Regions from separate parts of the Homo sapiens genome. Here region 2 is linked to region 1. Evidence: read pairs that join two places in POLR2A ChIA-PET (ENCODE). Cell type or tissue: Panc1. All regions are shown on one strand. Links, peaks and the distances in the headings refer to the core of each region. The heading gives the core; the rest is flanking DNA.

Region 1 (5,367 bases), core at 368-5,367:
GAAAAATGAGGAGGCTCCACGATTCTCCTGCTTTCCTTATCGGAACCAAAATTTGAGTCTTTGCAGAGAGTAAAGGTGAGAGCATTAACTTTCCTTTCCATTTTGAAGCAGAACTCCTTGGAGGCCTGGAACTATAAATGTAAGAGTATAATTATTCTTTCCCCAAGCCTCGTGTAAAATAGGCATAACACTGATTGGTTTAACTTAAAAATAAATTTAAAGTGGAGATTCTAGGCCTGAAGTAGGGGAAGGTGTGTGGGCTTAGGAGTCCTGATCTGAGTTTGAGTTCAGACCCCACCCCACTCACTAGCCACACAGTTTGGGACAAGTCTGTACCTCAGTTTCTTCACCTGTAGAATGAGGATAATACCTATTATTTGTGGGATGTAATGAGGATGAAATAATGCATGCAAAATGCCTACTGTGGTGCCTGGAACATAGTAGGTACACCAACAGTGGCACAGATCACGTAAACCAGGGGCTCCAGCTCTGTTCTGCTGTCGTGAGCAAGAGCTGGGGAGGAGGCAGTGGGCTTCCCTCTATATGCCAGGCCACTCAGCTGTTAAGCTGGTGGTGTCTGCTGCAGGCTCAGTCTGAGAGAAGGGGTGGCCAAGCCACAGGGGAGACTCACAGGGGAGACTCAAAGGTGAGACCAGAGTGAGCCTTAAGGACCTGCCTAATGGGGTGTGGGGGTGGCACTTCCAGGCCAACTGCATGAAATTTATTCTCCTCCTTGTCTGGGTGACTCAGGCAGGGGCTTGGACAGGGTCCCTCTGACGGAGAAGCCTAGGGTAGTCCTCTTCATCTAACTTCCTTCCCTGTAGGCTGAACATCCACAGAAGCATAGGATTCTCTTGACGTAAAAGCCCACTTGCTCACAGCTGTCCCCCTGTGCACCGGACATCAATGACCCTCTCAGACAATGACGCTACTCAAGTGGAAGCCATTTATTTAAAACTTTTATTAACGCTTGAAGAAAAATAATGCAATGTGACAATGTACAGGTCCTGTTGCCTAAATCCGTAGTAGAAACAGATATTATCACTTAGCAAGCTCACGTGGTGCCAATTCTGAGATCAGACGGGGTTGTTCCTCCTTAGGAAGTGGCCACTGGAAGCATTGTTTTTCCATGCTATTTCCGTGAAGCCTTTTGCTTGGTTCGAGTTTAAATTTCTCCCTTTGTGTGAGTATGACTATAGTTCTGGCCTGGTGTTTTCTATTTATTTAGTTTTAGATGTCAGCATTTTACTATACTTGGTCCTCTCACTTCAGAATAACAGGGCTATTTATTGATACAAAGGAGAGGTGTTCAGATCATCTTGTTAAGATGCAGAGCTCAAAATAAACACTAAATCTTTATTTGGAGATCCACATCCTTCCTCAAAGGAAGGCTCATGAGTAAATTTGTATGCAGTATAAAGCCCAAGTAGAGGGTGTATTTTTAATGACTACTTTGCTTACATTTTAGATTGTGCAAATGTCTCAATCAATGCTTGCAGGAATGTGGACCTTCCTCAGTTTTAAGCAGAAGACCCTGAGCAATAAATACTGTTGCATGCTTCCAATAACGTGAGGGATGGGATAGAAATGCTATCTACCCGACTTCTGAGGAGAAAACAAAGCAGTGGCATGAAAAATATACAACAGAGATCAGTAAATGGGTTCAAATGAACACAGTAAACCATTTTATGCCTTAGGGGGAAAACACAGAGATAATAAATACAAATGACAAATATTTACAATAGAAGCAACGAATGGGATCAGTAGGCGAACACATAAAACATTTACACGGAGGAAAATGGAAATGTGATGCCTTTCACACATCCAGTCCAGGAGCTGGCGGACAAATGAACAGCTGACTCAGCAACGCAGGAGAATGTTATTGCTTTAGCTTTTGAGTGATGTCAGTAAAACAGTCAACGTGCCTGCCGCGGTGGCTCACTGCAGGAGACAGCCACGGTTTACACTCGTTCCCATGGCAGAGCCTGACACACAGGTCCTCCTCCCCCCAAGGGCAGAGCTGGATTAAGTGCACCAGCTCTTCTGTTCTCTGCAGCCCCAGATCTTGCTGGGTGCCCAGGGAGCCCGGTGGCGGGGGCTGGAGGTGGGGTTTCCTCCCTTCCCCCAACCAATGATTCCCCTCCCCACCCAACCGCCGGCATGGATCATGAAAGACTGGGATTGGATTTGGGGCATAGAAATACTAGCTGTGTTTTGGTTGAAGGCATTCCCCAGGAACAAGTCATTTTAGAGCAGATACGCTTGGTTTCTTGGTGTCTGGCCTCAGGTTGCCTTGAGGAAGAGCTGATGAGTTGACGGATAAGGATGCATATGCTTTTTGACCCACTCACTAGAACAGAGATCAGTAAACTGTGTCCTGTGAGTGAAATTCAGCTGGGAGCCTGTTAAATAAATCTTCCTGGAAGGGAGCCAAGCCCTCTCGTTTGTGTGTTGTCTATGGCTGCTTTTGTGCTAGGACGGCAGAGTTGAGTAGTTTCGACAGAGACCTCACGGCTCGCCAAACTGAAAGTACTGGATTCAGTATCTGGCCCTTTGCAGACAATGTTTGCTGACCCCCTACTCCAGAAGAGCCCAGCCCAGAATACCCGGCCACTCCCTACAATACCAGCTCCTGCTTGAGAAAGGATAGGCTTTAATTTGATGGCCAATTAGGAAGAAAAGGCCTATTTAGGTGATGTTTTAAATAACCCAAGAAACCCACTGCTGAGACTTTTAATGAAAATCCTCACTCTCCTTTCCTCGTATTTTTAGTTCTGTCTCTTCTCTCTGCCTTTATTTGTCCCCTTGGACTCCTCTCCTTATTGCTAAATTTCCAATTAGGATCTGGAAAATCCTGTCCCTTAGAGATTTTCAGCAGTCTCCTTGATTTTATGTAAAAGGTCAGCATTTCCTGATGGGAATTACTAAGTAGTCTTCATTCTCTTCTTTCCTTTCCCATCCCCTCACATGGAGAAGCCAGGTTTCCAGCTGGGTCTCCTGGAATCGCCAGGACGCAGCTTTACCAATCTTGGCTGAGGGTCAAGGTGAGATAACGAAATCCTAAGGGAAATTTGTCAAATGTACTCCCCAGGTGTGTATTTTCCTCTGGGTATAAGGTTTCCCCCAAGTGGGCAGGAGTCCATGTCAGGCAGTCAGATGTATGGCTATGTCGCTGTTTGATAGCTTTTAAAATAGAACTTAAAAAAAAGAAAAATCAGCCTCAAAGGATGGGCTGGTTTTTTTTTTTTAAACCCCCTTTGAGCTGGTTTTAATGACCCAGTTGCTTTGTTTGAAAGCCATTTATTTAGATGACAGATATGTAGATATAACTGGATAAATAAAAAAAGTGAAATCGAGATTTGAAGCAGTGGTTAAAATATAAACTCATAGGGGCCACTCCCTTGGACAGTGTCCCCCCCAGCCCAGACAGTACAATGGCTCAGAAATTACACATAGAAATGACACTCCTCCCTCCACCCTCGCCAAGAGCTCTGAACCGCAAGGCCCCACACAAGAAACTGAATTTCAGTTTGGCACCAAGCACCCCCTCGGCCCCTGCCTCCTCTCCACCCTTCTCCTGCATTCTAAGCGATATTTATTTTTACATTCACTCCTGTCCTGGAATCCAGCCGCCCTGACTTCCGCGGAGACAGCACCAGAGGCTGCTGCACCAGAAGCTTCGGGGCGAGGCCCAGCACCCACTGTGTGGCCCAGCTCTGGGGGCCCTGCCTTGCCCTGCCCCTCCCTGGTTCACCTCCCCCACAACAGAGCGGCCGACACCCACTGACTCCACAGATGGAAAGAAGACAAAGGTACGAGGATAACGCGGGCGCGCTCCCTTGAGTACGTGTAAGTGCAGAATTCACCAGGCACCCCTGAGACCCCACGGCCCCAGGGGTCTCCATCTCACCTGTCCGTTCCGCGAACACACACCTCGATGAAGTCCACAGTCCCCACAGAATCCTGCGTGTGACATCCCCCCTCTCTAATGGTAAATGTTTTGGAATGTCCATAGATAAGAAAATGGACGGCGTGGAGGAAAGATTTCGTGGCCAGGCCTTTCATTTCACCTCCGGATATCAGAATACTCAGACTGTTCGTCTTCCCACTCGCTGCTTCCGGAAGGTCCCTGAGCCCCAAGGCCCCCGACTCTGCCTCGGGCATGGGCGTTTGGGTGGCTCTTGCTACCTCGCTCACCCTTGGCACCTCGGCCAGTCTCCCTACTGCTGGGCTCTGGGAGGTGATGTCCTGCTTCCCCGTGGTGGGCCCTGGAGAGCTTGGTTCTGTCCACCTGGGGCTGGCGCTCGGGGGGCGCCGTGGGAGGCTTCTGGATGGCCGAGGTGCAGAAGCTCAAGATGGAGCACAGGCTTCCCCAGTTCTGCTCACACTGAACCTGCACGCTGTGGGTGATGGCCTCCTTCACCTCCTCCCCACAGGTCAGCAGCAAGTTCACGAGGTCCACGTAGGGTCTAAAGATTGAAAGCAAAGAGAGAGAGAGAGAGAGAGAGAGAGAGAGAGAGGCTGGGAATGGAGCAAGTCCCGAATGGACCACAGAGGGCAGGGGCAATGCTGGGAAGGAGGCATGGCCAGTGCTTGTCTTGGGTTCGGTGGAAGATCTCTCTCAAATGACTTCAAGCCTTTTCTCATAGTCTATGGAGTACTGGCCTCAACCAACACTTATTGGGTGGCCACTGTGTCCCAGGCTCACAGGTGCATAGGGTAAGAGCTTAGGACCCTAAAAGGAAGACCCTCTGGGGATGGTGAGAAATCCAGGTGGCTGCGTGAATAATGGCAGGAGAGCTCTGGGTGCCTTTAGGCTACACTAACTAGGTGAGTTTCAGCTAGAGTGGAGATGGCTCTGGGGTCCAGTGGAATCATAATTAGGCAAATGGTGCAGGGCCTTACATAGACTTCCAAACAGAGGATTCTTTTTGGTAGGGAAGAGGAAACCATGAAGGTTTAGGACCACGTGCCCTCTATGAGAAGCCCCCAAGAAACCATTTTCCCCATGTTTGTGTTTGCCCCGGGTTTAGGCTTCTGATGAAGAAGGGTGTTTTTGGAAGTTATTGGATGCATTTCCTCTGCATCTGGAGGAGTATGGAAGAGCTGAAGTGGGAGGGAGGAAGACCATGTCCCTGGGACGTCATTGCCCGTGCATGCAGTGATTCCCTTTCTCAGTAGCAGAGGCTGGGGAGTAGGTGTGGCCATCTGAGCATCTTTATTCTTTCAGTCTGGGCTTCCTTAGATTTGGAGTTGAAGGCTGGCGGTCAGGGGCCCCTGTGTCTGGACTGAGAGACAGCTCACTGTGCAATGAACTCGCCTAGTTCTGGAGGGCAGAGCCAGTTCCTCAGGCCATTCCGGTTGTCT
Region 2 (5,367 bases), core at 179-5,178, 79 kb before region 1:
AGCCCAGCCCTCGGCCCAAGGGCGCGTGTCTCCTCCTCCTGGCCCTGAGTTTCTTGGGGACGAAAGCGACCCAGGAGGGGAGAAGGGGGCCTGTGTTTCCTCCTCACCTTTCTTTTCGGCTCTAGGGTCCTTGGCTGGGTCGGGGTCGCTGTAGGCACGTGGATAGAAGGCGGGGGCGGCGGGAAAGGCAGACGCACACTTGGCCGGTGAAGGCGCGCGGCCCAGCTCTGCGCGCAGCTCTGGGAGGCCCGGCGCAGCCGCCTCGGGCCCAGCGTAGGCCTCTGGCTTGAAGGCGGCCAGCATGCAGGAGGAGGGCGCCAGGGTCGCCTCCAGGCGGGCAGAGAGCTCTCCGGCGGCAGCCAGGCTGCGCTGCTGCTGTTCCAGGTTTAGGATGTCTTTGACTGAGAAGGGCGTGGGCGTGAGAGCAGGGCTGGGGAACATGGTGGCAGCGCCAGTCTCACAGCGCCAGGTGGGCGGCAGAAAGCGGCGCTGCCCACGGCCCCTGGCAGCTTCCCTGCATGGTGCCGCCGCCCGCCCGCGCACCCGTCGGCCAGCTCTGGATGTGTCCGGGCAGCAGGTAGCGCTGAGCACAAGGGGCAGGAGAGGCGGGACCAGGCCAGAGGAGGGGGACTCAGCCTGCCATTGGGCCAGGGGCCTCGATGACAGGAGCGATGAGCAGTTTCGTGTCACCTAATATAGTCATACGGCAAAAAAAAAAAAAAAAAAAAAAAAAAAAAAAAAAAAAAAAAGCCCTGCCCAGCTTTTTTAAAGGGGCCACGACGCATTTGGAAGGGTCTCCTTTTGCTCCTGCAGCCTGCGTTTGCTCCCTAATGTGAGCCTGAAAAGCCTACCAGAGGCATGCAGAGTCAGGCCTCTGGGCAGGGCTGGATGGGTGTGGGTTTGAAGAAATATTCCTCAGCACCCAAACCAGCATGGGAGAGAGAAGGATGGGGTGGGAAGCGGTGGGGAGGAGAGTGATTTGAGGAAGGCTTTATTACTGAAGGTGGTGGGATGAGGGAGAGTCTGAATAGGAAGAGAAGCCTGGAGGACAGGGCTGGCTTTGGGGATAGCAGCAGGGCGAGATTCTGGACAATTCGGGGGTTTGGTTTGGCTTGGCCTACAGGGTCAGTCATGCCGCAGGCTCTGGGTGCTTCTGGGCGAGTCAACGAAAGTAAGGGCAAGGTGAGTGATGGCCAGGTGGGGTAGGAGTTGCTGCCTCCTACAGTAGTGTTATGCACAGCACAACTCCAGGGGGCATCAGTCACTGCCAGTACCCTCCCAGGGAAATGCCTCTCCCCTTAATAATGAAATAAATCAGGAATCCCAGCTGGTAAGCTCAGCTTCCCAGGAGACACCTGTCTTGTGGAGTGCCCCAGCTACCAGCCACCTTGTTTCCCCTGTTTGGAGGCCATCGATCCCACCTCCCTCCTTCCCGTGCCCTCCCTGCCTGGCAGCAAGGCCCTCAGGCTTCTGCCAACCTCGAGGTTTCAGGGTCCTAGCCCAGGTTTAGCTCTCAGGGAGGCGGGGCTCCTCTGAGCCCAGCTAGGCCAGGATTTCTCTGAGGCCTCTGGGCCGGACTTCCAGTGGGGCACCCCTGCGGCTCGGTCAGGCGCGTGGGGGAAGGGCAGGGCAAGTGGGGTGATCATGATCATTTTTAGCCCAGGGTCAGTAGAGTAGGGCACAGAAGTCAGACAAATCTGCCAGAGTTTCAGGAGCGCCAGCTACATGGCCAGATCCTGCCCGGGTGGCCTCATTTCTCTGGGTCCCCGCACTCCTTGGGAGGTCTGATGAAAGCTTGGGGTCTTCTCCATTCCCCAGAACACTGCAGAGAGGAGTTTTATTTTGCTTACAATTCAGGAGTCCGGGCAGGCAGAGCGGGCCCAGGTTAAGGACGCCTTCTAGAGCTGGGGATGACAGGATTTGTCAGTGGAAAAGCGTTGGCTTCTCACGGCCCTAGCTGGTACAGGGAACCGCGGGCGGGAAGCTGGGCGGGACGCGTGGACTTGCTGAGAATGGGGATGTGGAGGGCTTGGCTCTTTGCGGAGTGCGGGTTGGCAAGAGGCGCTTGGAGTAGAATAAAGGCGGCGCAGGGCCAAAAACTACCTAAAGACACAGCTCCCGCAGGCGCGCCCAAGGTGCGGAGGAAACGCTCCATGTATGGGGACAAAATAGTGTCTGTCCAGAACGTACATCTTGGGTGCTCAAACCCGACAGTGTGCCGTCTGAGACGCCGACGCAAGTGAAGTCAAGCATTGGCCTGATGTTGGGACTTTTCCTGTCCCTCATCAAAGCCACACTCCCAGGACCTGGGGCCTCCATGCTGGGGAGAGAGGTGAGCCCCGCAGGGCAGCCCAGGAGGCGCGCAACGCCCTGACCCCGGCTTCTAGGCGCCAGCCGTCAGTAACAGGCCTGGGCTGCCACGCCGAAATCACGCCTCGAGTTTCTGAGCCAGGGACTACTGGGGGTCTGGAATTGTTAGTCTAGTCTGTGGAGGATGCCTTTTCTTAAATGTGGGGCGTTCAAGGCCCAGGAAACCTCGTCCCCCCACCTCTTCACCTCCCAACCCAAATTCTCCTTGGACGGAGCTGCATGTCAGCGGCCTTGCGGCCCTTCCTCGCCTGGACTTTTGGCCACGTTACCGTTATGGCTGTAAATTAACCTAGCTTGGGGGCCCGCCTTGCCTTTGAAGATTGTTTTCGAGCGCGGGCGGGGGGGGGTGTCGTTGGAGAGGATGCCTATCGCCGAGGCGGTGACGTCTGGCAAACGAGCCACATCCGATTCAATTAAATGTCTCGCTGAAAAGAGCTCGGAACGAGGGTCCTGGGAGCGCTGTTAAGTGAATCTGCTGGCCAGGCGGCTCGCGATGACAGTTTGAAAGATTAGTGTGAGCGGACGCCTGAAATATTACCGTTTAATGGGGGACATCGAGGCTACATCCGGGATCCCTGTTTTTAGTAAGGTTTTTTTTTTTTTTTTTTTGAGAGCTCTGGAGAAAGAAAAAAATTAGCATTGCCCTTGCAAATCAAGGTGGCAAGGATTTATTTCCTATTTTCGGGTAAGGGGGCTTCCTAGAACTGTCAGTCCTGTGGGTCAGGTGTTACAAAAAGGGAAGGAAAAAAAACTCTCCCTATTTGAACAAGATCAGTGACTGTTACACTCTCTATGCTCTTTGTGAATCGGGTAATGATTTCTCTTGGCTTCCAAAAAGGTCTTGGTGTTGCAGGAGAGAGGAGATGGGGCAAAAACGGACAAATACGTGCAAAATAGAAATTGGGGCGACCCATGCTGGTCTCCTTAGAGGAAAGTCCGAGAGCCATTTGCAGCTTTTCTTTCCAGTCCTCACTGTTTCCGAGTGAGTTAAAAAAAAATCCCTCTAAATAGATCTAAATAGAAATTGCAATAGTTGGGGGTTGGGTGGGAGGAAACTTGATTCTCTGGCCCCCAACAGGGACACATCTTTTTTTCCCAAGGGCCGCTGACCCAACCTGGCCGCCTCTCTGCGCCGCACTTTGACCAAACTAGCAGGACAAACAAACAGCCTTCAGCCTAGAGAAAGGCAGAGAGAGACAAAAGGAGAGAGAAGAGATCGAAAATCTATCTGTGTATTTCCTTGACTTTTAAAGAGTTGGTGCTTTAAGATAATCCAAATTCCAGGGTGGCTCGAGCGCATTCTCCGTGAATAAATTATTATTAATTGAAAAGCGATCGGCGCAGCCGGAGCCGGCCCCCCTTTCGTGCAATCAGCAGGGCTGGTCGCAAAAGGTATATATGATTAATTGAAAGATAAGCTGGAACTATCACCGGGAATGTCATTAATGCGCTGGGGAGACGTCCATTGGAGACAGGCGGCGTTATCCGCGGCTTTATCTTCAACAACGCCTCGCTCTCGGCCCGCGCGGGGGAAACAGATGGGAGTTTCTGTCTGGGACGCTCGCCCCATGTTTATATTTTGGGAAGAATCGCAACTCGTGGGAGTCCCCGGCTGGCCCCCTGATAAATGAACATTAGCACTTTTTCGGACTACTGTATCAACAAAGGGGCTGCGGCGCTGCAATAATTGGCGAGAAAGCAAACAGAGGGCCGAGAGCGCGACTCTGCTCTTCGTCCGGCTGATGGATGAGCAGCTCCGGCTGCGCGCCGGACTCCCGGCCTCGGCCTCCGCCTCCGCCTCCGCCTCCGCCTCCGCGCTGGGCCCCTCCGCCGCCCGGCTTCCTTCCTGGCCGGGAGTTGGGGGCGGGGGGCGACTCTGAGGGCCGCCGACCTCGCCCTTGGCTCCGGAAGAGTCCAGGCGGCCTCCGCGGCACCGGATTTTTCCTGCCTCGGGACTCGCCTCATTCAGGTGGCTCAGCTGGCACCAAATCCTTCTCATTTCCACGCTTGTTCAGTGCCCACGGGGTGTGCCAGGCGCTCTCACGGATCTCGTCACGGATCCTCTTATTCCGACTGCAGGCCTGAGGAGAATGAGGTTCAGAGACGTGGAGTAAGTTGCTCAGGGTCACACAGATGGGAAAGGACAGTGTCAGGGTGTTAGGATTCGAACACACAGCTGACTGCACAGCTGAGACTGTTTTCTTTTATTACACGTCGCTGCGCCCAAGACCGTACCAACTGGAGGAAGAGCAAGACCCCCACCATCACCCCCCACCCCGCAGCCAGGGGAGAGGACCAGGCTGTTGGATTTGAGATGCCAGGTCTCCCCAACCTTCATAGACAAGGGAGATTTCCTGCATAAAGTTCATTTGAGAAAGAGAGGGGGAGAGAGGAATTTAACATGCGTTCATTTCACTTCCGCCTTCCCCTCCCCTCGCTCTCCCACTTTTCCTTTCCCTTCTCCCTTCCCTCTCCTATTTTGATAACAGCTTTATCGAGATATAATTCGCATACCATACAATCCACCCATTTAAAGTATACAGTTCAGTGATTTTTAGTATGTCCACAGAGTTGTGAAACCAACACCACAATTTTAGAACATTTTTATCACCCCAAAAACAAACTTGTGGTCTTTAGCCATCAACTCCAATCCCCTCTCCTACCTTCCCAGCCCTAGGCAACTGCTAATCTATTTTCTGCCCCTATAGATTTGCCTGTTCTGGACATTTCATACAAATGGAATCATACAATATGTGGCTGTTTGTGTCTCGCAGCGTTCACTTAACATAATGTTTTCAAAGTTCGTCCATGCTGTAGCACGTATCAGCATCTTGTTCCTTTTAATGGCTGAACAATATTCCATTGTATGTCTATGCCACACTTCGTCCATTCATCACTTGGTAAACATTTGGGTTATTTCCACATTTTGTCTATTATGAATACCCCTCCAGCCCACTTCTACCTTACAGTCTGAAGCTTTAGAGTCCTTGAAAGGGC

Evidence for each region. Peaks named below come from ENCODE experiments on the same cell type or tissue, not always from the same donor. Only the 100,000 strongest peaks of a DNase experiment are listed, where the experiment ranks them.
Region 2: POLR2A ChIA-PET joins it to region 1 with 7 read pairs; 4 of 35 experiments call an interaction of 5 or more read pairs at or near these places.

What each region holds. Positions count from the first base shown.
Region 1 is chr5:173,313,781-173,319,147 of GRCh38, forward strand. STC2 (stanniocalcin 2) reads right to left here. Exons shown (of 4, transcript NM_003714.3): 4 at 943-4,469. The coding sequence ends at 4,067. Among named protein-coding and RNA genes, the nearest start is that of STC2, 12 kb to the right of the region's middle. RefSeq lists an enhancer at 3,077-4,276. In Panc1, for the core only: no CTCF peak of the experiment used is centred there; no DNase peak of the experiment used is centred there.
Region 2 is chr5:173,234,643-173,240,009 of GRCh38, forward strand. It overlaps NKX2-5 (NK2 homeobox 5), which reads right to left and starts at 564. Exons shown (of 2, transcript NM_004387.4): 1 at 108-564. The coding sequence starts at 441. RefSeq lists an enhancer at 4,060-4,633. In Panc1, for the core only: no CTCF peak of the experiment used is centred there; no DNase peak of the experiment used is centred there; H3K4me3 peaks cover 1,342 bases; H3K27me3 peaks cover 1,331 bases.